2 separate regions of the Homo sapiens genome follow, and region 2 is linked to region 1. A link is a contact called in ENCODE Hi-C or POLR2A ChIA-PET data. All regions are on one chromosome and are shown on one strand. The core of a region is the stretch at or near the end of the contact, and the rest is flanking DNA. Distances in the headings are between cores, read along the strand shown.

Region 1 (3,368 bases), core at 859-3,358:
CATTTTCTCTGATCTGCAGTAGCTGCACTTCTGGGAGGGCACCTGTGCTGAGGTCCATGTCTAGCTTGGTCCAGACAATGTAGAACTTCTTTCCCATGTCCTCAGCGGTTTTGGCAAGCATCACATGATTCATGCTGAATTGTGCAGATGCAACCATGATGAAGTCATACCGGTTGAACTGCATTTCCATCAGGTAGTTCTCCAGGGTTGTGGTGGCAGACCCTGTGCCAGGCAGGTCCCACAACACCACATTTGAAAAGTGGGAAGAGAAATAGGAGGCACATCTTTGGGTAGCTTTTACCAGCTCAGTAGGAGGTGAGGCCTTACCCTCATGTCCTGTGTTTCGAAGGGCACTGATGAAGGTGGACATCCCATTGCCAGAGTCCCCTGCCATAGTGATGTTAACTGGTGTCCTGGACACTATCTTCAGAGTCTCCTTGATGTTAGAGATCACCTCTGGCAAGTTCCCATCTGCTGAGGCTTTCTCAACATTCATGGCTTCCATCTTCAATAAAATACCCCAATGCTGGCCAGGCGCCGTGGCTCATGCCTGTAATCCCAGCACTTTGGAAGGCCGAGGCGAGCAGATCACGAGGTCAGGAGATTGAGACCATCCTGGCCAACATCGTGAAACCTTCTCTACTAAAATACAAAAAAATTAGCTGCGCGTGGTGGTGTGCGCCTGTAGTCCCAGCTAATACAGGAGGCTGAGGCAGGGGAATCGCTTGAACCCTGGACGCAGATATTGCAGTGAGCTGAGATCACGCCATTGCACTCCAGCCTGGCAACAGAGCAAGACTCCATCTCAAAACAAACAAAACCCAATGCTTATGGTGTGGCAAAAAGAGGTTAAGGATGCAGCTAATAGAGTGTGAGGGGCACTTGGGACACTCTGTCGTATCTGTGGGCACTGGAGTAAGCTGCGGAAGTAGAAGAGCAGGTGAGTTAGGATGGACAGGGTACACATGAATCATCTGACTTTTAGCATCCCCAGCCCTCAACGAAGACTGCAGCAGACGATCTTGACTGAGTGTTCTTTGATTGTTTTTATTCAAGCAATGTGCACATTTCTTCAGGGAGCAAGAAAGGTAGGGTCCCTGAGGAACGCCCTGAGGCCGGTTGTGCCTCCGAGTCAGCCTCCAAAGCAGGCATGTGGCCATGAGATGGCTTGAAAAGCAGAGAATGAACCAAGTCTCCTGAAAAGCCCAAGAGGTTTTTGTCTTTCCCTCTTTTACTCTATCCTAATATAGGTCTGCTCCTTCACAAGTTTCAGTACATATTTCAAGACCAAAACCAGACAAGTAAAAGTGACCTATATATTTCTCTGCTGAAGATGGCGCCAGAGGACATAAAACATCCAATTCCCATTGCTTACTTGAAGCTGTGATCATCCCTGTTTAACACTTACCTCATCAGGCGGGGGAGCACACGTGCAGAGCAGTACTGAAATGCTGCAATATACGTGAAGTAAGCCACCAGCCTTTGACCCCCGAGCTTCCATTAAGACTGTCATGTTGGGCCCAACTGAAGTGAGGGAGAGGAGGAGACAGCATACTCAAATGCTCTGCTCTTTTTCAAGGCAGTGATTAGACAATTGCTTATCATTGCATTCGCCAAACCTGGCTCTTGCAGGTTCCACAAGGGGCCAGGTATTTGAGACTGATTAAAAGAAGGTGATGTGATTTCCTACTCCTACCGGAATTGGTGGGTTCTTCGTCTCACTGACTTCAAGAATGAAGCCACGGACCCTCGCGGTGAGTGTTACAATTCTTAAAGGCTGCGTGTCCGGAGTTTGTTCCTTCTGATGTTTGGATGTGTTCAGAGTTTCTTCCTTCCGGTGGGTTCGTGGTTTCACTGACTCAGGAGCGAAGCTGCAGACCTTCGAAGTGAGAGTTACAGCTCTTCAGGCGGCGAGTCTGGAGTTGTTCGTTTCTCCCCGGGGGGTTCGTTGTTTCACAGGTTTCAGGAGTGATGCTGCAGACCTTCACGGTGAGTGTTACAGCTCATAAAGGCAGTGTGGACCCAAAGAATGAGCAGCAGCAAGATTTACTGCAAAGTGCAAAAAAACAAAGCTTCCACAGCATGGAAGGGGACCTGAGCAGGTTACCACTGCTGGTTCGGGCAGCCTGCTTTTATTCTCTTATCTGGCCCACCCACATCCTGCTGATTGGTCCATTTTACAGAGAGCCGATTGGTCTGTTTTACAGAGAGCTGATTGGTCCATTTTGACAGGGTGCTGATTGGTGTGTTTACAATCCCTGAGCTAGACACAAAAGTTCTCCACCTCCCCACTAGATTAGCTAGATACAGAGTATAGATTGGTGCATTTGCAAACCTTGAGCTAGACACAGGGTGCTGATTGGTGTGTTTACAAACCTTGAGCTAGATATAGAGTGCCAATTGGTGCATTCACAATCCCTTAGCTAGACATAAAGATTCTCCAAGTCCCCACCAGATTAGCTAGGCTCAGAGTGCTGATTGGTGCATCCACAAACCCTGAGCTAGACACAGGGTGCTGATTGGTGCATTTACAATTCCTGAGCTAGACACAAAAGTTCTCCATGTCCCCACTAGATTAGCTAGATACAGAGGGTCGATTGGTGTGTTCGCAAACCCTGAGCTAGACACAGGGTGCTGATTGGTGTGTTTACAAACCTTGAGCTAGATACAGAGTGCTGATTGGTGTATTTACAATCCCTTAGCTAGACATAAATGTTGTCCAAGTCCCCACCAGACTCAGGAGCCCAGCTGGCTTCACCCAGTGGATCCTGCACCAGGCCGCAGGTGAAGCTGCCTGGCAGTCCCCGGCCATGCGCCTGCACTCTTCAGCCCTTGGGCAGTGGATGGGACTGGGCGCCGTGGAGCAGGGAGCGGCGCTCATAGGGGAGGCTCGGGCTGTGCAGGAGCCCACGGAGTGGGGCAGGGGAGAGAGGCTCAGGCATGGCGGGCTGCAGGTCCCAAGCCCTGCCCTGCGGGGAGGCAGCTAAGGCCGGGGAGAAATCCAGCACAGCAGCTGCTGGCCCAGGTGCTAAGCCCCTCACTGCCAGGGGCCATCGGGGCCGGATGGCTGCTCTGAGCGCGGGCCCGCTGAGCCCACGCCCACCCGGAACTCGTGCTGGCCCGCAAGCGACGCCCGCAGCCCCAGTTGCTGCCCGTGCCTCTCCCTCCACACCTCCCCACAAGCTGAGGGAGCCAGCTCCGGCCTTGGCCAGCCCAGAAAGGGGCTCCCACAGTGCAGCGGCGGGCTGAAGGGCTCCTCAAGTGCCACTAGAGTGGGCGCCAAGGCTGAGGAGGCTCCGAGAGCCAGCGAGGGCTGCGAGGGCTGCCAGCATGCTGTCACCTCTCACTAGCATGGCCTGGCAGGTCTG
Region 2 (3,445 bases), core at 248-2,747, 260 kb after region 1:
CTTTATTGTCATTACCAGCAACAACGATAACAGCCCTTCCTTTTCGAGACCCTTCACGTGTCAGGCACCGTGCTAAGTATTTTCTGTGAATCTTCTTATTGCACCCACACAGGGACCCTCTAAGCTGACAATTGCCATTATCTTATTTTAGAGAGGAAAAAGCTGAGGCTTGGTTGTGTTAAGTAACTTGCTCAAGGTCACGTATTTAGAAGGGACAGAGCCCACACAAGCGCCACCCTCAGATGCACAGTATCAGCCCCAAAAGACTTCTAGGACGTGAGGTGGAGAAACTGAGAAACCAAGAGACAAAGGCTGCCTGCCAGGCTTGGTTTGACTCTGGTAGAAATCCCCTCTGCTGTCTCACCCAGCGTCTGATCACCACCAGAGCTGAAGTGCTCTACCAAGTTGCTGTGTGGCCTGGAGCAGCCCCTTGGCCCTCTCTGGGCCTCCACATCCCCTTCTGAGCTATCTTAGAGGCTTTTCAGCTTGGCTGGCTGTGGCGGTCCCTCTCTCCCCCTCCAGGGGCCTATGGTCCCAGCCAGGAGATGAGCCAGGGGAGCACGTAGGGGAGAGGCATGGGGACCATCTCAGGCCTCATTCACCTCTTGATCCTCAGCAAAGATGCTTCTCCCCAAGGCAGAGGCAGGCTCCAGCTCAGACATCAAAGAGCCTGTGCGGCTGGCGCTTTGATGGGAGCCTTGTAAAATAATAGGAAACATGAGGATGACACTGTGCCCCAGCCCAAAGCGCAAGGCTTGGAAAAATGAAAAGAAAAAACTCTTGGCAGCCCTCTGCGCGGGCTTTGGCTGAACTTCGTTCCTTGCAGCTGTCGGCAGCCTGTCCTCTCCCCACTAGGTTGTTTGCAGCCACCCCTGGCGGGGGATGTGGGTCCTTGCATGACTGGTGAACTGGGGACCTCTCCCCACAGCAAAGGAACTTGTCTACTGGAATCCCTTTCTCCCAGGCTCCAGAGAGCACTACAGAGAGCACAGAGCTGGGGGCTTTGAAAGGGCTCACAGGGACTCTGAATAAACCCTCATTTGAAGATACTTTAGTCCATCTCAGACCTGGAGACTGTGTGGCTCATAATCCAATAATTTGCTCTTTCTACCTCCTGCCAAATGCATTAGCAGCAACTGACCAGACCACGGGGGCCTGTCATTCCCCTGCTCAAAACCTTCTAGGCAACAATGTGGTGACACATACTGAATTAAATGCATGTATCCTTTGACCAGCAATACCACTTCTAGGAAGTTATCCAGCTGGCACACCAGCCCACATGCTCAAAGGTGAATGCGTGAGGATATGTTCATCGCAGGGTTGTTTGTGGAAGCAAATGGCTAGAAATGATGTCAAGGTCCATTCGTAGGGATGGGTAATGACGTGCAGAGCGTCTATATGGCAGGACAGTAAGTGGGGGTAAAACCAATGAGATACACCTACATGTGCTGCTCAGAAATTATCTGTAAGGCTGGGTGTGGTGGTTCTTGCCTGTAATCCTAGCACTTTGGGAGGCTGATGTGGGTGGATCACTTGAGGTCAGGAGTTCAAGACCAGCCTGGCCAACATAGCCAAACCCCGTCTCTACTGAAAATACAAAAAAATTAGCTGGGTGTGGTGGCGCACACCTGTAGTCCCAGCTACTCGGGAGGCTGAGGCAGGAGAATTGCTTGAACCCAGGAGGCGGAGGTTGCAGTGAGCCAAGATCACACCACTGCACTCCAGCCTAGGCAACACAGCGAGACTCTGTCTCCAGAAAAAAAAAAAAATCTATAAAGCATACACTGGAACAGAGAATGGTGTGTATAGTACATTACCACTTACAAAAAGGAAGCAATGGAATGCATTGAATCAATATAGCCTCGAATATTGCTCCAAAGACATACAAGACCTGTCAAAAGGGTTTGCTTCTCAAGAAGGAATTGGGAGAGGGGAAGGAAAATTTATTTTTTACTAAGAATTCAGTTGTATTGTTTGCTGCCTTTTTTTTGTAAATAAGTGACTGTGCAATACAAATTTTTTTATGTCAAAAAGTGTGAACACCTTTAAAAAAAAAGGTTCCATATTCCACAGAGGATAAAGTCCAAAGGCCTCATTAGACTGACTTTATGGCCCCTGGGAGCTCCTGGGAGCACCGCCCCAGCCTCCTCTTCTCTCCCCTGCCCCCTTCCTGCACCCCACCCCTAACCTCTGCCATATAGGATGGTTTTTCTCCCCCACTCTCCTAGACAGACTGAGATCCCCTTCTCTCTGACTCCCACAATCCTGGGTGTCTGGGGCTCTGAGATGCTCAAGACCTACTTTCTTCCATGGCTGCTGCAGAGGTCCTTCCCTTCCCAACATGTGGAGCCCCTTTTCCTCTGGGTGGGGACAGGCAGCCTGAGGCTGGCTCTGGGGGAGGGGAAGTTCCCCCTGGCAGACACACCCCCAGCTTCAGAGGCTGGGGTTGCAGAAGTCCAGGGTAGTGACAAAGTTCCAGGAAGGTTATGTGGTACCAGAAACTCACTAAGGGCCCTTTTATAACACGCAGCTTCCCCCGACCCCCGGGGCACACCAGAGAGTGGAAAGTCACGCATGGAGATATGGCCGGTGGCCAGGCTGGCTCAAGAGGGAGTTGGAGGTTGGTCCTCAGACCAGAATGGGAGGTCCCAGAAGCTCCCAGGGTCCATAAAGTCAGGCTGAGGCCTTTGGACTATCCTCTATGGAATATGGAACCATGTTTTCACACTTTTTTGAAACTAAAAAAATTCATACTGTACACTGACTCATTGTAAAATTACTTCACTTTACCCCTAGGGGCCTGGCGTTCATCCTGACAACTCTATTGGGCTTTGAGAAAGGTATGGGGAGGGATATCCAACACAGCTCAGTAAGGCTGACCTTCCCAAAAATGCAAGGGAATAGCTAGATTTTGCCCCTGGGAGAGACCCAATCTTTTCTTCTAAAGAGAAAATGGAGTCCCAATGACTTGTCCCAAGTCACACAGAAACCTCAGAAGAGACAGGACTGGAACAAAGCCTTCTGGCCCCTTTTCCAGAGGCTGTTTCACACAGTGGTGAGAAAACAGATTTGTGGACACCTAATTTGCTGTGTGGCCTTGGACACATCGATTTCACTTCTCAGAGCCTATCTGCTCATCTCCTATAAGAGGGAACTGAGCTCTTAATTGTCCCTTCTAATTATAATGCTATGTTTTATTTTAACAATGTAATAAATAAAAGGTACCTGTCTTTAGCATTCTAGAGTTTCATGATTATGAACATTCTAACAGTCTAACATTCTGAAGTTCCACCCAGACATCCATCCATCCATCCTTCCATCCACCCCTCCATGTATCCATCCGCCTATTTATCCACCTACCTACCCAGCATCCATTCTTCTATACATTCTTCCACTCGTTCATCCTGCCACTCACCCATCCATCCATGCATCCACATATCCATCC

The links. Hi-C counts contacts between places; a loop is a spot of excess contacts on that map. ChIA-PET counts read pairs that join two places held with the same protein, here RNA polymerase II (POLR2A). Pooled maps may share reads with other maps.
Region 2: a loop to region 1 is called in a pooled map, with 2.7 times the contacts of the local background. The contact joins the enhancer-like site here to the promoter of IRGM in region 1. A Hi-C loop is called at or near these places in 5 of 50 pooled maps. POLR2A ChIA-PET finds 5 or more read pairs at or near these places in 2 of 52 experiments (H1 and activated naive CD4-positive, alpha-beta T cell).

What each region holds. Positions count from the first base shown.
Region 1 is chr5:150,845,261-150,848,628 of GRCh38, reverse strand. It overlaps IRGM (immunity related GTPase M), which reads right to left and starts at 2,108. Exons shown (of 2, transcript NM_001145805.2): 1 at 1,409-2,108; 2 at 1-920. The coding sequence starts at 505. RefSeq lists a silencer at 1,228-1,522.
Region 2 is chr5:150,587,388-150,590,832 of GRCh38, reverse strand. It overlaps a transcript of SYNPO not described here. Among named protein-coding and RNA genes, the nearest start is that of SYNPO, 52 kb to the left of the region's middle. RefSeq lists enhancers at 368-567, 115-614. Within about 2 kb of position 1,497, at least 13 of the 41 ENCODE cell types and tissues checked have a DNase peak (open chromatin) inside an H3K27ac peak, as active enhancers do.